3 separate regions of the Homo sapiens genome follow, and all the other regions are linked to region 1. The links are chromatin loops, found by intact Hi-C in ENCODE. Cell type or tissue: PC-3. All regions are shown on one strand.

Region 1 (8,000 bases):
TTGGGGGAAAAAATGGGAAGCAAGAAAACAAAGTCAATAATGAACAATCCACCCAGTCTGTGTGATCTGAGGAGGCATCAAATCAGATAAAGAGAGTAAGAGATTCCACCTACTTCTTTTTCACACAGCAAATGATGAGCCCGAGGGCAGACAGCAGTAAGACTCCACCTCCCACCGCTGCGATGAGGATGACAGTCAAGTCTGTGAGCAGAGACATAAAGAGACAGATGAAGAGGCAGCTGGGGTGAGCTCTGCAATGAACTTGAGGCATCTCCAAAAGCAGCTGCCATCTCTCCAAAGGTGGAGCGCCATACATGTGGCTCCTTGTGTGCACATGGGGCTCCTCATATCACAAAGTGTTTATTTCCTTTCCTCTTGGATCTGGGTCAGCCAATATAAGGCAACTGTGCCAGTTCTGGGCCTAACTTTTAAGAGGATGTCAGCTTGCACTTTCTCTCTGAGAGAAAGCCAGCTACTATGTAAGAAGTCTGACTATGCTGAGACCACCATGCTGTGAGAAAGCCCAAGCTAGCCATGTAGAGATTCCACCGGGGAAAAAAATCAACCCAGTGAGAACCAAAGGCCATAGACATATGTCTCCAGTTGAATTCTCCAAGCCATCCTCTCTACTTGTTCAAGGCTTCTGGTTGGGGCCCCAGATATCCTGGAGCACAGATAAGATACACTGCTGTGCCCTGTCTGAATTCCTGATCCATAAATCGTGGGTAAACAAAATAGCTATTGCCAAAGCCACCAAATTTTGGGGTAGTTTGTATATAGCAATGAACAATTGAAACAAACTGAGGGACCTACCAGATCAACTTCAAAGGCTACTCCTGGCCTACAACAGGTGTGTTCCACTGATTGCCACAGCCTGTCTTGGAGAAGAGAAGAGCAGAGGAGGGTAGGAGAAAGCAGGGAGTCAAAAGTCAGAAGTGAGGCAGCTAAAGGGAGGGTTGTTTCCTTTGTGCTGTCCTTTTCCTGCAGCTGCACAAAGGAAAAAGAAAATAAATCAGAGGGGGAACCCTGTACCAAACAGCGAATTAGAATGTCTTGCTTATTCACCAAGAAAACAAAAGGTGAGATCCAAAGGAAAGAGGAATGGAAAGAAATGACAGAAAATGAATCTAAGAGAGGAAGAAAACCCAGGATATAATCTATGAGTGTGGAGAGGTTTTCACTTGTGGCATTTGGCTCCCACCAGTTCTCTTGAGGCTAACCAGTTGTGTGGCTTGGATGGACCTTCAATCACTCTGACCCCCAGAAAGGGAAAGGGAAAAAAGCAGCCTCCACAGTCCCTTCTGATTCTGACACTGTGATGCTCGGTGCCTTCACTGAGTAAAGGGCAGACATGGCCCCACCACAGCCTGCCCTGCCACACCTGCATTCCCTTGCTTGATACCCTTTAGTGGTGCCCATGACTTTGAGGAATAAAGGCAAACTCATCATCCTGGCTCCAAGGCCTCCCACTGAGGGTATTTCATGGATTCCAACGTTTCACTGAGACTAAACAAAAAACCATGTACCTGTCAGACTTTTCAGGTCCCCATATTTTAATTCATGACACCGAATCCCATGATACTTTTATGAGGTGGCTATTATTATCTACTCTCTGTAGATGAGGAAGATCATAGGTGTGAAGAGACTTCCCCTACGTAAAAGAGAGATGAATGGTAAAGGATGCTGGTAGATTGACTAAAAAAAATCTAGGCTGGCCAAAAGAATGCAGTCGAAGGGATGGTGTGTGAGTTCCTAACCTAAAAGTATCAAAAGACCTTATATGCCTCCTCCAGTCTCTTGTGGATCTCTCTGCCTCTGCCATGAAAACAGCCCAGGCTGGAGAACAAGAGATCATGTAGAGTCAAGCCAAGTAATCTCAGTTGTCTCAGATGATCTTGGCTGAGCCTCAGCTTTTTGAAAGCACCAAGCTAAGATCAGCAAAGTCCTCTAGCCAACCTGCAGCTGCCAGTAGGTGCATGAATGACTGAGCCCTGATAAGTCCAGCTCAGACCAGAATTGCCCAGCCAACGTTGGAGCAATAATAGATGGCTGCTACTAAGCCACTATGTTCTGGGATGGTTTGTTACTCAGCACTATTGATGCAATAGCTGACTGATACATGGACAGTCAGGACTCAATCTGTGATTCTGACTTGTCTCCAGGCTTGCTCTCTATCCTCCAGCTGACAATTTTTTGTTCATCACTGTCCCCAAAGACCCTGAAGGCCCTTACCCACAGTCCTTGGGGTAAGTGTCACCGAGAAGAGCAGGTCTAGCTGCTTGCCGCTCGTGGGGCTGCAGTTAGAGATGTTGACCCAGAAGCTGTGATGGTGGAAGCTTGGCTTGGGGAGCACATCCTCGTCCAGGCTGAAGATCTCCTCAGCCCGGGTCCGCTGCTCCTGGATGATCATGAATGCGCGCCCTGTCTGGCAGACCACGCCGCTCCGCTCCTTAAAGAAAGTCAGGCAGGCCACCTGGTCTCTGGGCACGCTGATGTTCCAGGACACAGAGGTGAGGGATGGCAGGCCCCGGTCCCAGTTGGGGGTCCTCAGGTAGACCTTGCTTTTTGTGTCAGGGGTCACCGTGAAAACGCCTTCCTCTGCAGGAAAGGGAGGGAGATCCAGACAGATGTTTCATTCAGTCAACATGGAGAGGAAAGGGAGTGGTGGAGGAGACGAAGTCCAACTGTCCAGACCAGCGCTGTCTAACCGAACTTTCTGCGATGATGGAAATCTTCTAGATCTGCACCATCTGATAGGGTAGCCACCAGCTATATGTCTGCTGAGCCTTGAAATGTGCCCAGCATGACCAAAGAACTGCATTTTAAATTTGTTTCATGTTAATTTATTATTATTAGTTATTTTTGAGAGGGAGTCTCACTCTGTTGCCCAGGCTAGAGTGCAGTGGCACGATCTCGGCTCACTGCAAACTGCAACCTCCACCTCTCAGGTTCAAGCAATTCTCCAGCCTCAGCCTCCCGAGTAGCTAGGACTACAGGCATGAGCCACCATGACCGGCTAATTTTTTGTATTTTTAGTAGAGATGGGGTTTCACCGTGTTGGCCAGGCTGCTCTTGAACTCCTGAGCTCAAGTGATCTGCCTGCCTTGGCCTCCCAAAGAGCCGGGATTATAGGCATGAGCCACTGTGCCCAGCCTCATATTAATTTAAATTCAAATCATTGCTATGTGGCTAGCACCACTGTATTGGTCAGTGCTGGATCAGTCTCAGTCAGAGTAGGTACTCAGGACTTTTGAAAAAAAACAAAACAAACAGGCAAATAAAAACCAGGCAAGTTTCCCAAACTGGTGGTTATCTCAGCTTCCCTTCAGAAATGCTCTCAACGTAGCTACTATATTCATCTATTGCCCTCTCCGGGGTGGGGCTGGTATAGCCTGATTTCTGTTTCAGAGATTAAAATATCTTCAGGTTCTGGGAAGAGTTCCGGAACTGCAAAGCTGAAAGAGCTCCTGACACGTCAACTAATCCCTTCCTTACCTTCAGGAGAGATAAAACCCACACATTCCACACTGATGAGAATGTGTCTTATTTGCAAAGACTCCTCAGAAGGAGTTTCTCTGGTAACCTTGGAGATATCAGGCAGCCTGGACCCACCTTAATCTTATGACCAAAGATTCTTCTCCCTCCCACTCACACCTCAGAGAATAAGAGTAGGAAATAAACATCAAAGGTCTTGGTCAATTTTAAAATGGCCTCTAACTTAATGTTCTTGGAGCAACTTGTAATGGTGACTGTGACTTTTAAAGTCAACCATGTAGAAGTCACGTTGTGAGCCATTTAGACCTCATTTACTGCCTCAGAACATGGAGACCACATGCCAGCCTCCCAGGAGGGTCGGGTCTGCCCAGCCGTGCTGCTGGACTCTGGCTCCAGAGACTCGTCTCCCTCCCAACGCTCCTCCCTCTGTGCTCTCGGCACTGCATTCTGAATTGTAAAAGCAGAGTCATAAAAATGTCTGCCTAAGGATTTTTATGTCACTACCTTAAAAATCCGGGACTGGGGAATATCTGGCTATTTCTCATTTACGTCCTGCCTGCTTCCAAAAAAGACTCAAACCTGATAATGTTTTTGCTGCCTACCAACCATCGCCTCTCACTGTCAGAAACATTTTTTATTTCTAATCTCAGGAATTTTCCATGCTAGGTTAATGGTAAAGTCAGGATTAGGACTCACTATCTTTCAAATTTCTTGTGCAAGGACCAGCATATTGAGCTATCCCTTCTTTCCAAACTGGCAACTTAATTAAGGTGATCACAAAACTAAAATCAAATAAACGCTTAAACTAAAGGGGCATGGAGATAGGGGAGACCCCCCTTACCTTTGAAATAAGGTATAAAGGACACCGTCAGACCCTGCCTGGAGGCCTCTTGTTGGAAGCTGGGGGCAAAGGTGCGAAGGGTCACCGAGATGTTCTGCTTCACCTGGATCTGCTTGATAGAGCCTCCCGGGCAGAAGGAGCCGAAGTACAGGTCCTGGCTGGGTATGGCACTGGCCACGAGGTAGCTGAAGCTGGTGTTGCAGGGCTTCTCGTGTGTATGCTGCTGCAGCTTCTGGGCTGGCACCAGCACCAGGCTGAGCCTGTCCTTGGGCACCAGCAGCTTCCAGGAGAAGTCATGCAGCTCCACAGGCAGGTGGAGGATGTCACTGGGCACCTGGAGTGAGTAGGATTTCCTTTGGCAGTACCGGTGGTCTGTGCAGCCTGGAAGAAGTGGGGCATGCTAGCCATGCACAAAGGAGACCAGAAGTGCACCCTCCCCAGCTCTCCCGTCAGCCTGAGGTTGGGTGTCTGCATGCTGCCCTGTGTTTCCCTTCGGTCTCTCTTCTCCCACCCTGCCCTCTGCTTCTGGCTCCTCTGTGTTCCTTTTCTAGCGGTCCCTCTGCTCTCTTAGTAAACATTCTTACTGTTTACTAAGCTGGCAAACAAACTTCTGGGTAGTACTCAGGGTTGAAATTTCCTCTCCTTTTTTGCTTAAGTTTTTCTTCTGTGTATCTGTGTCTTAGATGCTAAGTGTCATGGGGCAGGGCACAGGTTTCACTCCACCCAGACGTGTTGCTCAGGAGGCAGTTCTGGGCAGTGGTTGGAGCTGTGAGTGGCGTTGGGGAGATGTTAGTTCGTCTTCTGGCTCTGCCACTTCCTAATAGGGTGTTCTTGGGCAGGCTACTTTGCCTCTTGTGGCCTTAGTTCCTGCATTTGAACTAAGAGCACACATCAGAAGTCATGGTAGCCCAGCAAGGAGGTGGCTGTTGGTTTACTGGCCTTCAGTCATCAAACATTTTTTTTTTTTGAGACCGAGTCTCACTCTATTGCCCAGGCTGGAGTGAAGTGGTGCGATCTCGGCTCACTGCAACCTCCACCTCCCGGGTTCAGGCGACTCTCCTGCCTCAGCCTCCCGAGTAGCTAGGATTACAGGCACCCAACACCATGCCCGGCTAATTTTTTGTATTTTTAGTAGAGATGGGGTTTCGCCATGTTGGGCAGACATGTTGGCAGACCAGCCTGCCCAACCTCAAGTTATCTGCCTGATAACCTGACCTCAAGTTATCTGCCTGCCTCGGCCTCCCAAAGTGCTGGGATTACAGGCATGAGCCACTGTGCCTGGCCAATCAAACATTTTTCAAGTGACTAGTGCATGTCCAGCACCGGTAGGGGCTAACTGGATGAAAAATAGAACGAGTCAAAGTTCTTGACCTCAGGAATCACAGTCTTGTGTGAGAGAAGACAAGAGGGCAGTGAGTGTGGAAGTGGGGGTGTGGGGTGTGGGGGGATGGGGATGGGAGAGGCTGGGGAAGTCTGAGCAAGAGAGGAGAGGATCTCACAAGAGGAAGATTGGAAGGCTGGGCAGAGAGACATAAGCCTGAACATGGGGCAGTATGACACAGTTCTGAGGGCTGCAGGCTCTACCTGAGGCTGGTCCAAAGGGACGTGTTGACACCCACTCTGCTTGCCTCCTGGTCACCCTTGCTCACCTGCACTGTGGGTGGGGTTTTTTTTTTTTTTTTGAGTCTTACTCTGTTGCCCAGGCTAGAGTGCGTGGTGCAATCTCGGCTCACTGCAACCTCCGCCTCCCAGGTTCAGGCCATTCTCCTGCTTCAGCCTTCTGAGCAGCTGAGATTATAGGCGCCTGCCACCATGCCCAGCTAATTTTTGTATTTTTAGTAAAGATGGGGTTTTACCACGTTGGCCAGGCTGGTCTTGAACTCCTGACCTCAAGTGATCCACCAGCCTTGGCCTCCCAAAGTGCTGGGATTACAGGCGTGAGCCATCGTGCCCGGCCAGATGGGCCTTTTTGATATGATTTACAACCTACCCAGGGAACCCCACTAAGGCAAGGCGGGGAGAGAAGAGCTATCCATGGCCAGGGACAAATGCACTGATTCAGGGGCGTACTTATGGTTTTTTCCACATTCATCCACAGACGTGTCAGATCATCACAAAGGAAGGAGATTTTGTGTTTGGAGCCAGATGTCAGGGTGAGGTTGCTACTGCAGGTCCGAGATTCTAGACACACGAAACAGCCAGGGACAAACTTGCGGCTCTGTTTGACGGGCCGTGGCTCGATGGTGAGTGACATGGCTCGCTCATTACTCAAGTCAACCACGTAGATTTTATCTGAAACCACAAACAGAAAACAGGCATGAAGCATGGATCAGCAGCAACACGGGAAATGGCAAAAATTGGTAGAAAACCTCTCCTGAGGAAGAAAATGGCATATCAGACCATGGATGGATAATGTTGGGAAAACGTATTATTAAGGCAACATTACAATAACTATAAAAGACAGTTAAAAAGAAAAATAATGGACTTCACTACAATAAAAACAAAGAGAAAATCATTAAAAATGTGGCATAAACACAAATTATAAAAGTGAAAAAAAGATTAAAATATCTGTCTGATGATAGGTGCTACAAATAAGGTTAAAGGACAAGGGACACGTCGGGAGAAAGTGTTTGCAATATAGAATGATTGAGCAGCTCACAGGAAAGGAGATATAAATGACTAAATATTTAAAATATAGAAAGTTCTTAATGTCACTTGTAATCAGAAAATGCAAGTTAAAACAAAGTGTTACTGTATCCCACTCCTCAGATGGGGGGAAATGTAGATGTCTGGCAATACTGAAAGCTGGAGAGGCTACAGGAAACAGGCCCTTTGGCACACGGCCAGTGGGAGCCTGGAACACCCTGTTACAGAAACATGGGAATTAGTAAAAGAATGAACTCTTGTCTCTTCTGGGAACCAAACAGTGTGACATGGCCATGAGTGCCCACGTTTAACTGCAGCACTGTGATTGTGGGAAACTAGAGACCACCTTATACTGGAATAGATAAACTATGGGGACATTCACCAATGGAATATTACGGAGCTGTTAAAAAGAATGAGGGAGGCTGGGCACAGTGGCTCACGCTTGTAATCCTAGCACTTTGGGAGGCCGAGGCGGGCAGATCACCTGAGGTCAGGAGTTCAAGACCAGCCTGGGTAACATGTTGAAACCCCGTGTCTACTAAAAATACAAAAATTAGCTGGGTGTGGTGGTACATGCCTGTAATCCCAGCTACTTGGGAGGCTGAGACAGGAGAATCGCTTGAACCCGGGAGGCGGAGGTTGTTGAGAGCTGGGATTGTACCACTGCACCCTAGCCTAGTGACAGAGCAAGACTCCGTCTCAAAAAAAAAAAAAAAAAAAAAAAAGAGGGAGATTTGAAAACCTAAATATAAATATTGAGCAGAACAGCAAGTTGTAGATAATATGTAGAGTATGATACAATGCAGATGGTAAAATCTCTCCGTGAAACAAAATAGCTATTTATATATACAGACTTATGTATGCAGATGAAGAGAAAAAAGATCTGGAGAGAAATATGACAAATCCGTGACTGTGGTTACCCCAGAGGAGGGGCCTGGGAGTAAAGACAGACTGAGTGGTCAAGGAGGATTTTAGCTTTGCCTATAATATTTAAATTTCTAACAAGAACATAGTTACC
Region 2 (8,000 bases), 74 kb after region 1:
TTCTATGCTTTTTCTCTTGTTAATCCACCTGCTGTGAGTTCACTTTTTTGCAAAACTTCAGAGAGCAAAGGGGATATTTCTTCCTTGGCTCCTCTACTGCTTTGTTTTTTCTTTTTTTGGGCTGTCGTTTGAATTTTTTTGTTTTGTTTTGTTTTGTTTTGTTTTGTTTGGAGACAGAGTCTTGCTCTGTCCCCCAGGCTGGAGTGCAGTGGTGTGATCTTGATCTCAGCTCACTGTCACCTCCGCCTCCTGGGCTCAAGCGATTCTCCAGCCTTAGCCTCCCAAATAGCTGGGATTACAGGCATGCATGGCCACACCTGGCTAATTTTTGTATTTTTAGTAGAGACGGGCTTTTGCTATGTTGGCCAGGCTTGTCTCGAACTCCTGACCTCAGGTGATCTGCCCGCCTCGGCCTCCCAAAGTGCTGGAATTACAGGCGTAAGCTACTGCGCCTGGCCTGAATTTTTCAAGTAATAAAATATATTTGAAGGGTCCAAGGCTAGTCCCAAGAAAAGTGCCAAGAAAGAAAATAGCATAAACAAGAAAGTGTTTGGGAGGAAAACTCATACCACCTCTAAGGGCTATGAGAGAGATGGGGTGAACTTCATCAGTGACAGGGGTAGTTTTTTCTGGGAGCATTTGTCTGTTTGGGACTCCTGGGGTCGGATGGGGTAGGCCAAACCAGTCTCATCTTTGCTTAGAAGTCAAGAAGGGTCTCCAGGCCAGGGGAGGCTCCACTGCTCGTGTGATGCTCAGAGCACTTGCTGCGGTGTGCTGTTCCCCAGCAGGGACTGACAGGGGAGGTTTACTAAGATGGATGTGAGTCTTGGCATCGGGTAGGCCTGGGTCTGAATCTGCCAACGACCTGCTTTGTGACTTTGCACAAGTTACTTTGCAGCTCTGAGTTTCAGTTCCCTTATCTATAAAATGTTCATCAGAGTGTCTGTTTTGCAGTATTGTACTGAAGATTCAAGAGAATACTTGCAGGGTACAGGCAGAACCCTACAATCGGGGCCAGAGGACACAGACTTCACCTGTACATGGCAGCATCATGGCCATCCTTGGAGAAGCCGTAAAGATTCCTTTGAAAGCCTGAAACAGGTGATTTAGGCAGCATGAAGGCAATTAGGAAAGAGCAGGCTCTGAGAGAGGTGGGGATGGGTTCCAGTGTCTGAAGGGCCATTCTCTTGAGCCAGGACTGGAATTCTTGTTTGTATCTCTACAGAGCAGAACTCTGGGCATGGGTTGGATGTCACAGGAAGAGGACTTTTAGCTTAGTTCAAGGAAGAGCTATTTGTCCAAAGAGGTACTTGGGGTGGGGAGAATCATCTCCTGCGCTGTGAAAAGTTTGCAACAGATGCTGGGTGACTGTCACCCGAGACCACGCTGGCCTATTCTAAGACGCTGACTCTGAGCTGCAGAAACTCACAGCCAGTTGGGGCCAACTCTGGAGCAAGCCAGGAAGCACATGATGTTTGTCCATCTTCAAGTTCTCTCTCTAAGGCCTCTGTTCCCTGGCCCACTGTATCTCCCACCAGAGCTGGTCCTCTCTGGGGCTGGCCCTCTTGAGCCATACACACCCTTCCCTTCTCTGCTATAAACACTCACATTGCTTTGGTGCCTGGATCTCACCCGTCATGAGGGGAATCAAGACCAAAATTAATCCACACCGAAGTGTGAGAGACTGACAGGGTCTTACAGCTGTTATTCATCCCACTCCCACATCCCAATATTAATGTAAAAAAGAAAAAACCATTCCCTTGGACCTACTGTCCCATAAGGACATTCCTTCCCAGAAGTAGTTCTCAACCTTAGCCACCTATTGGAATTACCTGGAGTTTCAAAAATATGGATGCCTGGGTCCATATGGGACCCAGGGATGGGATTTCACTGGGGAAGGGGAGGACAACAGGGAGGCTGGGCATTGGAAGTAACTGAAAACTTCTCAGGTTACTAACATGCAGGCAAGGGTGAGATCCCACAGTGCTGGAGCATCACCCTTGCCCCCAGACACTTTGGGTGCTGCAGCATGCTCTGCTCAGAGGTTGGTGGCTTTTCTCTCTTTGGGGTGCAGGTGTCCTCTGCTCCTCTGTGAAATGCGCTTCAGGGCTCCACTCCCCACAGCTTCTGGTGCTGCCAAGCGTGAGTGGCTAAGATAGTCTCATTCAAGAGTGATGTATCAGCAAGCCCCACTGGCGACCGATCTAAGCCATGTCCTCCAATCAGCTGTGTTAGTAATGAGATGTGTTACTGTTCTAAGGGTACACAGTCGAAGACCACCTGCCTTCAAATCTAGCCTACTGTTTGATCTTTACCCTCTATGAGCCTGTTTCCTTACATATAAACTGGAGATATATAACTGCATCTACCTGATAGGGTCATTATAAGGACCAAATAGGACCAAATAATGGAGCATAGTGCCTGGCACTCAGTGAGTGCTTGGAAGCACTTGCTATTATTATGAACACATTTTTTTTTTTTTTTTTTGAGACAGAGTCTTGCTCTGTCACCCAGGCCAGAGTGCAGTGGTGTGATCTTGGCTGACGGCAACCTCCGCTTCCCGGGTTCAAGCTATTCTCGTGCCTCAGCCTCCTGAGTAGCTAGAATTATAGGCGCTTACCACCATGCCTGGCTAAGTTTTGTATTTTTAGTATGGGGGGGTTTCACCAGGTTGGCCAGGCTGGTCTCTAACTCCTGACCTCAGGTGATCCACCCGCCTCAGCCTCCCAAATTGCTGGGAATACAGGCACGAGCCACCGCGCCCGGCCTAACACAATATTTTTATCTCTGTTTCCTGTATCCTGAGTCACTTTTCAGGAACAAAAAAAGACTTGCAGACACTGACTAGCTCAGTCCCTAACGGTGGCAGGAAGCAGTAGGTAGGTGATCAGAAGAGAAATTTCCCATAGCAAATCAGGGTCTGTGGTCAGGCCAGCCTTGGCTTGCTACTCAGTTTTACTGACCCCAGTCGGAAGATGGGAAGGAGGAAGCAAGGAAGGGAGTGCCCTGCAGGCAGCCCAGCCTTTTGAGTGGGCAATAATATGGCTTGGAATTGTTTCCCCACCAAAATCTCATGTCAAATTGTAATTCCCAGTGTTGGAGGAGGGGCCTGGTGGGAGGTGATTGGATCACTGGGGCGGTTTCTAATGGTTTAGCACCATCCCCCTAGCGCTGCCTTGTGCTAGCGTTATCTGGGGATCTGGTTGTTTAAAAGTGTGTAGCACTTTCTTTTTTTCTCTTTCTCCTGCCAGCCATGTAAAATGTGCTTGCTTCCCCTTCACCTTCCACCATGATTGTAAGTTTCCTGAGGCCTCCCCACAAGAAGAAGCCTGTACAGCCTGCAGAACCATGAGCTAATTAAACCTCTTTTCTTTATAAATTACCCAGTCTCAGGTATGTCTTTATAGCAGTATGAGAACAGACTAATACAGGGAACTAGTGTCAAGTTGCTGGCAGAAGATTCTGAAGCGGTAGAGTTGAAGCCTCAGGAGCCTGGCTGGCCTTCAGGGTCCCTGCTTCCTCCTGTCATGTGTGTCATCCTTGGGCAGTGCTTTCTGTCCACTCCATGTTCTCCTCGTGGTTCTTACCTCCTCTCCTTGTTATCCAGGACATCTGCTTTATATGCATTTTCTCCATGTGTTCTGTCCAGTTTAATGGCTCTGTAGTAAAAAGATTAATCCTGACATAAGTAAGAGACATCTGGAAACAACTGACCCTGTTAATTCTTCTCTTCTCTCCTAGGGCCTCAGGGTTCTCAGTGGCTCTGCTCCAAGGCCTCACTGGGGAGCGGGAGAGGCCCATTTCAGTGGGTGAGCAGATGGGGGCTCCTGGGCTGAGGCCTTCCCAGAGGCTGGGCGGTGGCCAGCCATGATCATGGGCCAAGGTCACTTGTTACTGTACTGGAAGAACAGGGCTAGGACTGGAGGTCAGGCCAACCCAGGGTCTCAAGACCCATTCCAGGCAGGACCAGTCCCCAGCAAAAGGCTGCCAGGCTGCAGCAGCCCTTGATTTTCTGAGCTGCTCAGGGTAAGGACATCCTGAGAAGGAGGCTGCCTTTAGAGAATAGGACCATTAAAAGCTCATCCTAAATGAAGCACCACCAAAACTCCTCAAGATTGTCATGGTTGTTCAAAAGATGGCCAAAGTTTCTTTCTTTTTCTCACTCTGTTCCCTCTCTAGCTGCACCCCTTGTCTCCCTTCTCTCCCTCTCCTTCCTTCTCTCTCCTAATTGCATTTCTCAGTGTGCCTGCATCTGACTGCCTGTCTGCCATTGGAATGGGCACAGGTGTTGGGGGAGGATGTCTCCACCACAGGTCAGCCTGGGTACCAAGGAAGTGTTTGGGGAACTGGCTTCACTCCTTCCACCCAAGCCTATGTCACTTTTCAACCGACCAATGCAGTGAACAGAACTCTGAGTCACGCAGGAAATACAGTAATTTTCTGAGGAACAATAAGCATCCATTCTGCAGTTGCCAGTGGTGACTATATAGCCCTTCACTGCCATTGAGCTCTTTATTTTGGGGGGACCGGGGGTGGTATGTGCATATCTGGCTCTCTATTTTATTTTTATACAAACGATAGCATATACTGTTTGTCTTGCCCTCAGGTTTGGTTTCTGTTGCCGCTGTTGTTTTCTTTTCCAACATCATAAGCCTCTTCCTTATCTTTCCATGTCTGCACACAGGAAGCGGCATCACTTGTTTTTCATGTCCTGCGCATCGAGGCACACTTTCTGCTCCTCTTTGTGCCGCCAGCCGGCCCAGGCCCACAGATGGTAGGACTTGTGCCCCAGGCTGCTGTGTGAGTCAGAGTCAGGCAGGAAGCAAATGGCAACTTCACCGCGGTGACTGAGGAATGCTTAACGAAGGCGCCGCCCTTGACAACGGTGTGGGTTGGTAAAAGGAAACAGCCGGGAGCCCTGCAGCGCCGGTGCCGCCACCGTTTAGTCTGACTGTGCATTTGACTAAGTCACAAGAGGCCAGGCCTGTGACTTGTCCGAGGGAAAAACCACCAGAAAACCAGGTGTCTGGGCTCCCAATCAGTAATCTTCATTGGGTTTGCTTTGATTGTAAACGAACAAAAAAAAAGCTTAGTTATTTAAATTCCATTCATGAATCTAGGAAGGAGCTTAGAAATTAGCCTTTTCCACAATCAAGACCAATTAGTCAACTCTTCTATTGTAAGTTTTCATCATTTTTCTGTTTACCCAACTTACAAACTGCTTTTTAAGTCAGAACTTGAAGATTTATTCCTGGCAAATGTTTTTAAGAGCAAAAATTTGGAATCAGTGTAAGTGTCCCCAAATAGGATAATGGGAAAGTAAATGAGGATACATCTACTCAGTGGAAAATATCTTAAACTGTTTGAAGTTTGCAATAAAGTGGAAAATGCTTAGCTGTTATGTTCAAGAAAAATTATGAAGTCTAATTTATTTAGAGTGCCATGATAATTATGCTAATTCATATAGGCACTGAAACAAAAAAAAAAACCCTAAAACTTACATGAAGAAAAATAGACTGGAGAGGAAGACACCAACATGTTACTGATAATGATTATCATTTTATGGGTGAAATGAGATTGATTTTTATTCACTTCTCTCAACGTTTCCAAATTTTCTCCAGTGGTCATCTAATACTTCCAGAACAACAACAGCATTAACTACAAGATCACAGTTCAAAGAAACAAGTCGCTGAGATAATTTGACAAGTGGTCTATATCCAGAGCCATTAATATACCCACAACTTCTGACCCAGTCATTTCTCTTAGGAATCTGTCCTGAGGAAGTAGTTCAGCTTTCAGAAAAAGCCCTAGGCAGGGAGATGTTTACTGCAGGGAAAAACTGGAAACCACGTAGATGCCAAACACTGTAAAAATAGTTAAAGAAAACGAGGTTCAGCCACTTGACACCACTACGTATTCATTAGGAAAGAAAATGATGACAAAAAGCATGCACTGTGACACCAAAGACAAAACTCAGCATTCACAATTGAATGTGCAGTATGATAAGAGGGTTTGTTTATTTTTATTTATTTTTATTTTTTATTTTTTTGAGATGGAGCCTTGCTCTGTCACCCAAGCTGGAGTGCAGTGGCGCCATGTAGGCTCACTGCAACCTCTGCCTCCTGGGTTCAAGTAATTCTCCTGTCTCAGCCTCCCGAGTAGCTGGGATTAGAGGGGTAAGCCACCATGTCTGGTTTTTGTATTTTTAGTAGAGATGGGGTTTTGCCATGTTGGCCAGGCTGGTCTCGAACTCCTGACCTCAGGTGATCTGCCTGCCTCGGCCTCCCAAAGTGCTGGGATTACAGGTGTGAGCCACCGTGCCCGGCTATAACAGGATTTTAAAAACGCTATAGGTGTTGAAAAAAAAATCCTCAAAGAAGACGAGATGAATGGTTATTGATGGCGGGGCAGGGTGATGAGATTGTGTGTAGTTTCTTTTCTTGATTCAGCATTTTCTGTAATGGACTTGTCTTGCATTTATAACTGTAAAACGTAATGAGTAATGGAACAATTACTTGGTTCCAAAGCACAGAGTCCAACAGGGAAGGCTGGTGGAGAGCAAGCCCCTTTGTCAGCAGTGGAACAAGAGGGAAGGAGCCATCGAGGAGGGACTGATGAGATCTGACTAACTCCAGCACTAACGAAGCAGTGAGTGGGTGAAAAGAAATTGCGGGGCCTTGCAGGGGTCTAGGTGGGGAATGGAAAGATAAGGAATGCAAAATACACAGTTCTGTGGAAATCACTCAACAGTCAACAGACCACCTCTGGTGGACGAACATCAAATTCTGTCAAATCCCTCCTACCCTAAAGGTCAGGGAGAGGAGAGCTGAGGGCAGCCTCTAGGTGACCTGAAGAGGGGACATGCCCAGTAGGACATAGGAAGCCTGAGTGCAGGGGTCAGTACTGCCAATCTTTAACAGAGGATGCAGGGATTGACCAGAGCGCCCTGAGGCCACAGTGTCCAGCTCACAGTGTCTGTGATTTGCATTGCCCTTTTCTCTTGAAATTGTCTTCCTCATCCTCCACAGTGTGGTCAAAACGGCTTCCCCTCTGAGGCCTTCCTTCATTTCCCCCACCTGGATGGCACATCGTTTATATGTGGGTCTACAGCTCGGTGCCACAGCTCAGAACTGATTTTGTTCCATCTGAAAACAGCGGAATATACACCTGTCAGCTGAGGAATGTTTAGGATGTTCCATATACCGTGCTTGGTTCCCAGTTGTCCCGGGCTGGGTTAGAGCCTGGCTCTGTGTATTTGTGCTCCAGTTACTTCATGCTGCATAATAAACATTCCAAAACCTAGGGGCTTTATTTTGCTTGCCTCTGTGGTATCAGCTAGGGCAGCCAGAAGGCTGGGGCAGGAATCTTCCGAGGCTTGCTCACTAATGGCTGGTGACTGGTGCTGGCTGCCAGCTGGGACCTTAGCTGGCACTGCTGGCTGGAACACCCACGAGTGTTCCTCCCTTTATGGCCTGGGCTTCTTCACAGCATGGTGGCTGGGCTCCAAGAGAGAGAAAGGAAGAGAGAGAGAACACATCAGACAGGAGGAAGCTGTATTTTCTCTTATGACCTAGCCTCAGAAGTCACACAATGTCACTCCCCTGTGTTTCATTGGTTAGAATCGAGTCACTAAAAGGGACTCATAGTCAAGGGAAGGGGAATGAGACTCTACCATTTCCTAGGAGGAATGTTGCAGACAGGTCTTCAACCCCCACTGTTGGCCTTTGTTGTACGCCTCTTCTTTGTACCTAACATAGAGCCCTGAACAGAATATTAGGCAAAATTGCTGGTTGGGTCAAGTTGCCTTCTGGATTGGTACAGATCTGGGTGCAGAAGATAGATTGGAATGAACCCACTTCCTTCCCATTAAGTCACTCAGAAACACAAAATGTTTGGAGAAGTCAATCATTTTCTGCCTCCAGCTGCCCACAAGCTTGTGAGTTGACTAGGTCAAGTTTACTGTCTACATTCTGTCCCCAGTTTCCCTACCCAGCCTTTCC
Region 3 (8,000 bases), 120 kb after region 1:
TCTCAATCTCCTGACCTCATGATCTGCCCGCCTCGGCCTCCCAAAGTGCTGGGATTACAGGCGTGAGCTACCGCGCCCGGCCATATATATATATATATATATATATATATATATATATATATATATATATATATATTTAAACAGAGTCTTGCTGTGTCACCCAGGCTGGAGTGCAGTGGCACTCTCGCTCACTGCAACCTCCGCCTCCCAGGTTCAAGAGATTCTCTCCTGTCTCAGCCTCCCTAGTAGCTGGAACTACAGGCATGCAGGCATGCACCACCACCATGCCTGGCTACTTTTTGTATTTTTAGTGGAGACAGGGTTTCACCATGTTGGTCAGGCTGGTCTCGAACTGCTGACCTCAAATGATCCACCTGCCTCAGCCTCCCAAAGTGCTGGAATTATAGGCATGAGCCCCTGTGCCCAGCCAAATCTGGTTTCTTAGAAAGAAACATTTAATAGGGTCTTAGGAACAGAAGCCATGTCTACTTCTCCAGTGGCAGCAAGACCAGATGGGGGATCCCTGCACCATCACCCCCCAAGACCCTGGGCTTATATACCACAAGGGAGGGGTGGGTTAGAAGGGACATGTAGGTCAATTGAAGTAGATAACATCAAGGTTGCTTGATCTAAGGGCAGGATTTATGGTAAGTACCTGCTCTAAACAAGGAACAATAAACTGGAAATCTTAGAGGACTTCCCAGAACAGCGGTTAATCAGAAGCTAACATGGTGGATTAACTTCCAGGATGGAGCTGTTGTAGCCTCAACACCAGCTTACTTACAGACACAGGTAAAGGTCCTCAGATCCCCAAATGCCCATGAGGACAGAGCTCCACAAGTGATGCCAACCTCACAGAGCAAGGGCTCTGCCAGGCACAAGGTGCCATCTGCCAATAGGAGGGGTGAAGGGGTTTATTGCTCCTACTTCTAGCCCTGCAACCCCAAGTATTTTGGAGACTGGCTACATACCTGTCCACTTACCAGGTGCAAGGTGTGGTACAGAATAACCCTAGCACATTCCTAAGAGTTCATCCTGAAAATGGATAGGGTAAAGTCCTATTTCCCAGGGGCACCCATCGCTGCAAAGGGTTTTTGCCCCACCTGGAGGGGCTTGGTAGGATATCTCTTGCCAAATTACATTCCAAATTGCCTTCACGAGGCCAGGCCTTTTTTTTTTTTTTTTTTTTTTTTTGAGACAGAGTCTTGCTCTGTTGCCCAGGCTGGAGTGCAGCAGCGTGATCTCTTCTCACTGCAACCTCCACCTCCCGAATTCAAGTGATTCTCCTGCCTCAGCCACCTGAGTAGCTGGGATTACAGGCATGTGCCAGCATGCCCGGCTAATTTTTTGTATTTAGTAGAGATGCGGTTTCACCATGTTGGTCAGGCTGGTCTCGAATTCCTGATTTCAGGTGATCGACTGCCTTGGCCTCCCAAAGTGCTGGGATTACAGGTGTGAGCCACTGCGCCTGGCCTCATCACTCATTCTTATAGCCTTTGTGCCATTAAGCCTGGACCAGGAAGCAGGGGTAAATCTCTCTAAGGAAGAGGAAGGTGGTGACAGCATTAATGAAAGGCTTCATTTTTCTGCTTTAAGTTTCAAAGTAGACTTAAAATCTGATAGCAAGACAATAGTCTCAAATGCCAGACTTTGCAGAGAGAGAAAGGGTTTTCTTAAAACCCCCAAGGCTGGGGTTTTTACATATCAAAAAAATCGAAGCTCAGAGAAATTGAGTGATCATTGAGTGAATCATGGAAGAAAGAAAAATGCAGATATGACAAAAGGGAAGTTTCTACCCTACAGGAAGAAGGACAGCTACTTTGAGACTTGGAGAAGGAGTTAAGAAATGGGACAAGAAAAGGCAGGCCAGGGGCAGGTTGTGAGTGTGCTGGTTTTTCCCGCCCCACCCATCAGGATCAAAGCTCCAGGTGTAAGAGACGATAGAAACACTCAGATAGTTTTAAAGACTCCACGAACATAAGGGCTGGTGCTCCCACTTCCCTGGGTATAGCCTGAGGAGTCTTCAAATCTCTCAAGGGAGCCTTTGGATCAGGCTAACGCTGCATCCAACATGGTGCCCAAGTCACAGAGCAGAAATGGCTGAGGGAGGCACTTCAGTGGCCTGGGCCTGAGACAACTCACCTGACATAGAACGTATGGGCTTGCCTGGGCGCGGTGGCTCAAGTCTGTAATCCCAGCACTTTGGGAGGCCAAGTCGGGTGGATCACTTGAGGTCAGGAGTTCGAGACCGGCCTGGCCAACATGGTGAAGCCCCGTCTCTACTAAAAATACAAAAAGCACACCTGTAGTCCCAGCTACTTGGGAAGATGAGGCAGGAGGATCCCTTGAACCCAGGAGGCAGAAGTTGCAGTGAGCCGAGATCGAACCACTGCACTCCAGCCTGGGCGACAGAGGGAGAGGCTGTCAAGAAAAAAAAAAAAAAAAAAAAGTAAAATAACATTTGAACTTGCATGAGTTGTGGAGGGAGCCCAGGAGTTCCTGTGTGCCAACAGGGGTTGGGGGCCAAAAAGTATCTGAGGTACTAGCTGGTGATTTCACCAGAACATCACCATAAAGAAGGCAAAGTGACTCTATAACGAAGAGCTGCAGAAAGGACTCCTCAAACCAGCAATCAAATAGCTTTCCCATGCAGCCCTTGGGGATCAGGAGTCACAGTGAGAGCCAGATGAGGCTGAGGCAGCAAGGTAAAGCCTCTAACCTTGCAGGCAGCATGTGATTGTGCCACAAGGCCAAGACCTGAAGCTAAGTTAGCTTCCCCTGCATCCAGCTGCCATCTTGGAATAAAGCGGAGAAAGGAAAATCCTTGCATTGGTGGAGAGACCCAGACACTATGTAATTACTCAAAAAGAGATTATTTTAAACCAGAGGAGGCTGAGATACCATAACAGTAAGATCAAAAATTTTCTTGCATGCAGCGGAAATGGGGTTTCAAGAGCTGGTTGGGATCTTATTGATGGTTGTGTTTTGCATATCTGAGCAAATTCTACCCTGACCACAGGATACTCATGACTTCCATAACTACATACTTATTTTTTTTCAATTATGATGGTAATATATATGATTTCATTGTAGAAAACTTGGGGGGAAATACTATAAAGAAGAAAATAAAAATAATTCTGTAATTTCACCAGCCATAGATAACCACTGTAAACATCTTGGTTTATTTTTTTCCCATCTTTTTTCTATGTATATGTGCATGTGTATGTGTATCACTGTGATTGTATGTGCATCTTACTTGTTCACAAGATTCTTTAATTTTTTTTTTTTTTTGAGATGGAGTCTCATACCTTTTTCTCAGGCTGGAGTGCAGTTGTGCAATCTTGGCTCACTGCAGCCCCGACTTCCCAGGCTCAAGTGATCCTCCTGCCTCAGCCTCCTGAGCAGCTCGGACTACAGGCGTGCGCCACCATGCCTGGCTAATTGTTTTTGTATTTTTAGTACAGATAGGGTTTCACCATGTTGGCCAGGCTGGTCTTGAACTCCTGACCTCAGGCGATCCTCCCACCTCGGCCTCCCAAAGTGCTGGGATTACAGGCGTGAACCACCGTACCCAGCCTTTGGATCTGCTTTTACTGATGCGTGAGTGTGTGGCCTCATCACCACTCCCAGCAGCTGGCACCTGTAACTCTTCTTTGTAGATCCAGTCTTGGGCTGCTGGAGGGGGCATTGCCTGAGAATTTACACTCCTCTGGGGCAGCCCTTCACCAATGACTGGTAGAATGTAGGAATGTAAGCCTTGTCCAGGTGCACGGGGTGGGAGGCAGGGGGATTCTGAGGGCTATTTATACTTGGGGTTCCCTGTGGGGCAGGCTAAAGCTATTCTCCCTGGGACTCAGCCTGAGATGACGCCCTAGCTTGGCTTTTCTGAGAGCACATCCTTCATAAATCACTTGCACACAAAACTCATCTCAATGTCTGCTTCTGGGAACCCGACCTAAGACAGCCAGTGATACATTTTTAAATGTTAAGATAAATATGAAGAAAATAAGAGGCTCTGTGGATATATTTAGGAATTTAAAGTTGGGTTTTACAGCTTAAGTAAACAAACAAAAAACAGAATCATGTATCTTGACATATCAGTCTGGAGTCAGAACCTTTTTTTTTTTTTTTTGAGGCAGAGTCTCACTCTGTCCCCCAGGCTGCCCAAAGTGCTGGGATTACAGGCATGAGCCACTGTGCCTGACCTGGAGTCAGAACTTTAACAGCAGAAAAACAGGAGTGGTACTCCTTTAAATCACGGACGGTCATTCTGTGTTTTTTGGGGAGACTGATGCTAGGTCCCAGTGGTCTCCTGCAGGGGCTGGAACCACCCCAGAGAAAGGAGAGCAGGCTTCTGTCCCTTCTTGCTGCACTTGCAAATAACACAGGTCAGCCCAGGGCCAGAACCTTGGGGCAGCTCCACCGAAGGAGCTGTCCTGTTGCCCCTGATCCTTCCGTCCCAAGTCCCAAGCCCAATCCTCACACCAAGGCAAGGTGGGGAGGAGGCAGAGGTTGTGGGGGTGTGGGTGGGTGGGGGTCCTTATGTCCCACAGTACGGGAGCTGGACCAGGAAGATGGAATTTGCTACCCTGAGTGACCATAGAGAGGGTTTCTAGAACCTCAACTTTGCAGGCAGGTTTAGAAAGTACGCTTGTCCTCCCACTGCTAACAGCTGGGGAAGTGCGTGTGTGTGTGCTGCTCCAACAGCTCAGAAGTCCTGGGAGCTTTTAAAAACTTCCCAATCCAAGTTCTGCCTACTGGGCTCCAGCCTTCCTCAGAAAGACACTTCTGAAGGCCGACTGCTCGGTTCTTCGAAGTAGCTCAGCCAGACCTGACGACACCACTGGCCTGCGGGTAGATTCTCTGCAGGGCCAGCCTGCACCTCCCAGCAAGGGCACCACCTGGTGGCGGGCACTCTGTGGGATGGGCTCTCTCTCTCTCTCTCTGTTGGGGGGGGTGTGTGTGTGTGCACGCGTGTGTGTGTTTAGGTGGAGGGTAAAGTGGATGGGGAGGGGATTTACCCTCTGCAGCCTCAGGCTTCCCTGGCAAGCCACCGCCTTGGACATGACATTTGCTGGCTTGGCTGGGGCCCTGTGGCCAGATGTCAGAATTTAAGTTCTGCGCTTAGGGCTTGTGCAACCTTAGACATTAAACGTCTCTAAGCCTGTTTCTTATCAGTAAAAGGAAGATCAAAGTACCTAGCTCTTTGGGTTCTTTGTTAAAAATAAGATTATGCTTTGGATTCCTCAGAAATAGATCCTGAGAGATTCAGACATAAGTAGTTTATTTGAGAAGTGACTCCAGGAAAAACCACTTGGGGAGGGCGATGTGAGCCAGGAGTGGGGAAGAAGATGGCAAGAGTGACTTATCCAGCAAGTGTTTTGCCACTGAGGGCACCTGCACACCATCCCTCTCAGTAGGACCTTGCCTGAGGGGCAAGGGAGCTGGGGTATTTATCCACAGATTCCCATCATTCACTGTGGGAGGACCACTCCTGGGGTGCCTTAATGCCTCAGCTCTCTCATTATTTGACACGTGGGCACGGTGGGCACCAGCAACCAGAGAGGATCCTCAGATAGATTCGGAAATGATGGCATTCGGAAGTTGGGACAACATGTATGGAAATGGTTAGTGGGGAGGGGGGATGGCTGGGGCACCACCAAAGTCTTCTATATGCATGATTAAAAATTCTCAGAACATAGTAACATTTCAATAAACAATAGCTATTTATAATAGTACACATCCGTGGTCCCCGGCAAAGTGTGACACAGCTGATAACCTAGAGGTAGGTCCAGATAGGCTGTGTGCCATGGGAGCGCTAGGCACCAACAGCCCTACAGCAGGTGTTTAGTGTCCCCTCTTGTATATATAGGGGAACTGAGGCTCATGGAGCATGAGAGCCTTGTTGAGGGTCATGAGGCCGATCGTGCCAATGTTGGTCTCCTGCGAGCTGTGCTGCTGCTCCCACCAGTCCAGGACTGTAAAGAGTTTTCATCCTGTGTCTGTGTTAAAATGTGCTCTCTCTGAGCCCCACCATGACAGCGCAGAAATTTGTTTCCATCTGTAAAATGTCAAGGCTGAATCTTTTATGTTCTGCCCTGGGTCTGTGCCCGATAATGAACTCCATCCAAGCCCTGTGGCTGCCTCCAGCCCACGAGACTCTTTGGAACAAAACGAATAATTCTCAGTGGCAGGAGAGAGTGAGGGAATGGTTTCATCACTCTTTTCCTGCACGACTCAGACCTGAGAGAAAAGAAGAGGGAATTGGCAGAAATAGAAGGCGGCAGGGACGCTCTCTCACTTGTTCCCTGCAGTCATGCCTGTATGGAATTTGGGAGTTTGCTGGACCAGGGGGGCTGCTTTGGGTACACTGGGAGCAGAAACCTGGGGTTCCATCACCTGCCTCATGGCGGGGCATCGAGTCTGCTCTCAGCTCTCTTTCCTGAACACCATTGCCACATCTGTCTGTGCTGGTGACGAAAGAGAGAGAAGCCTCAACTGTCTCCTTTGTACTGCACTAGGCCATTCCGCAACTCAAGCAGGAGAAAAACCCAGGAGTGGGGTGGCGTAGGCGGGGCCACCACAAGGAGCCCGTGCATCAGGGGGCGCAGGCTGTTTCTGGATCATTCCACTGGGAAGGGGACAAAACCCATCTTTTATGACCCATGTTCAGTTCTCAGTTGGAGTCAGGTAAGCCTTTCCCTTATTCTTATTATTTTAAAAATGTTTTCTAAAATTGTGGTATGACATACATAATATGCAATTCTTTTATGTTTGTTTGTTTATCTATTTATTTATTTATTTTGAGATGGAGTTTCGCTCTTGTTGCCCAGGCTGGAGTGCAATGGTGCGATCTTGACTCACCGCAACCTCCACCTTCCGGTTTCAAGCAATTCTCCTGTCTCAGCCTCCCAAGTAATTGGGATTACAGGCATGTAATCCCACCACGCCTGGCTATTAAATTAATATTTAACCCTTTTAAAGGATATGATTTGGTGGCATTAATTACATCCACAATATTGTGAAACCACCACCACTCTCTGGTTTCAAAACTTTTTTATCATCCCAAACAGAACCAACTAGGCTATAAGATAGTCCTGGGTGAGCCAGGTCTCCAGTTGGGACATGTGTTTCTAAAGGAGTGTGGAGAGGAAGTAAACTCTTAGGTATGTTTTCCTTTAAAATCATGACAACAGTACCTATGGGAGAGGTACTGTTATTATTCCCATTTTACAGAAAAGGAAACTGAGGCCTAGAAAGCAGCTGGCCAGTGCCAGGGCTAGTATTTGAAATAGACTAGTCTGGCCTCACTGGGCACCACCTCCACCCCACCTGGCTGGTCCCACTTCTCACTCCATTCTGCTGGAATCATTCCATGAGCTAAAATGTCTAACGATGTTGGGCCTTTGACTTCCCTCTGAAGGGAATTGGTAGGCTGAGCTGAATCTGCAGGGTTTCGGCCATCTCATCTGGCAAATTAAGTGTGACATGGGGGTTCCGGAATGAAGTGGATGTGAATTGTAAAGAACACGGGCTTATTTGAGCCTAGAATCGGGCCAGTCATGGATCTGCATTGAAAAGGGACTTGGGGAGCTGTATGAGTGGGGCTGGGCCATTCCTGGAGTGGCGAGGCCTTCCTGGAGGACCCCACATCTGTTTGCTGCTTCAGCACAGGAGAGAGACTCTTTGAGGGGATGCAAACCTGGAGAGTCCCCTCCCCACACTGAAGGATCAGAAACCATGGAGGGTCCTTGCCCCAGTGCAGCGGCAGAGCCTGTGGCCCCAGCCCTACGCGGTGCTGGGACTCTCCATTTCAGTGGGGTGGTCAGAGGGGAGGCAGAAGGCCCCGAGAAACCTTTCCTTCAACATCCCCAGGGCCCCAGAGTGAACCAGACTCTAGGTGGTGGGAGAGGGGATGCTTGCAAAAGATCAAGAACAACAGCCCTGAAGATTTTCAATAATCAGTATTAGTAAACCTCACTCATGAAGCACTTTCTATG

Evidence for each region. Hi-C counts contacts between places; a loop is a spot of excess contacts. Peaks named below come from ENCODE experiments on the same cell type or tissue, not always from the same donor. Only the 100,000 strongest peaks of a DNase experiment are listed, where the experiment ranks them.
Region 2: it touches region 1 in a loop (6-fold over the local background); 6 of 110 quality-filtered maps call a loop at or near these places.
Region 3: it touches region 1 in a loop (6-fold over the local background); 6 of 110 quality-filtered maps call a loop at or near these places.

The regions. Positions count from the first base shown.
Region 1 is chr3:45,088,941-45,096,940 of GRCh38, forward strand. CDCP1 (CUB domain containing protein 1) reads right to left here. Exons shown (of 9, transcript NM_022842.5): 5 at 6,407-6,628; 6 at 4,337-4,717; 7 at 2,233-2,598; 8 at 114-201. Among named protein-coding and RNA genes, the nearest start is that of CDCP1, 53 kb to the right of the region's middle. In PC-3, a CTCF peak has its summit at 3,385; a DNase peak (open chromatin) is centred at 3,491; H3K27ac peaks cover 6,955 bases.
Region 2 is chr3:45,162,833-45,170,832 of GRCh38, forward strand. No RefSeq gene overlaps it. Among named protein-coding and RNA genes, the nearest start is that of CDCP1, 20 kb to the left of the region's middle. RefSeq lists enhancers at 3,381-4,344, 4,345-5,308 and a silencer at 4,869-4,988. In PC-3, no CTCF peak of the experiment used is centred here; DNase peaks (open chromatin) are centred at 4,399 and 4,859; H3K4me3 peaks cover 1,104 bases; H3K27ac peaks cover 2,835 bases.
Region 3 is chr3:45,205,837-45,213,836 of GRCh38, forward strand. It overlaps LOC101928636 (a long non-coding RNA gene), which reads left to right. Exons shown (of 4, transcript XR_001740675.2): 3 at 6,522-6,690. Among named protein-coding and RNA genes, the nearest start is that of TMEM158, 16 kb to the right of the region's middle. In PC-3, CTCF peaks have their summits at 1,050, 4,913 (motif pointing left) and 5,122; a DNase peak (open chromatin) is centred at 4,865.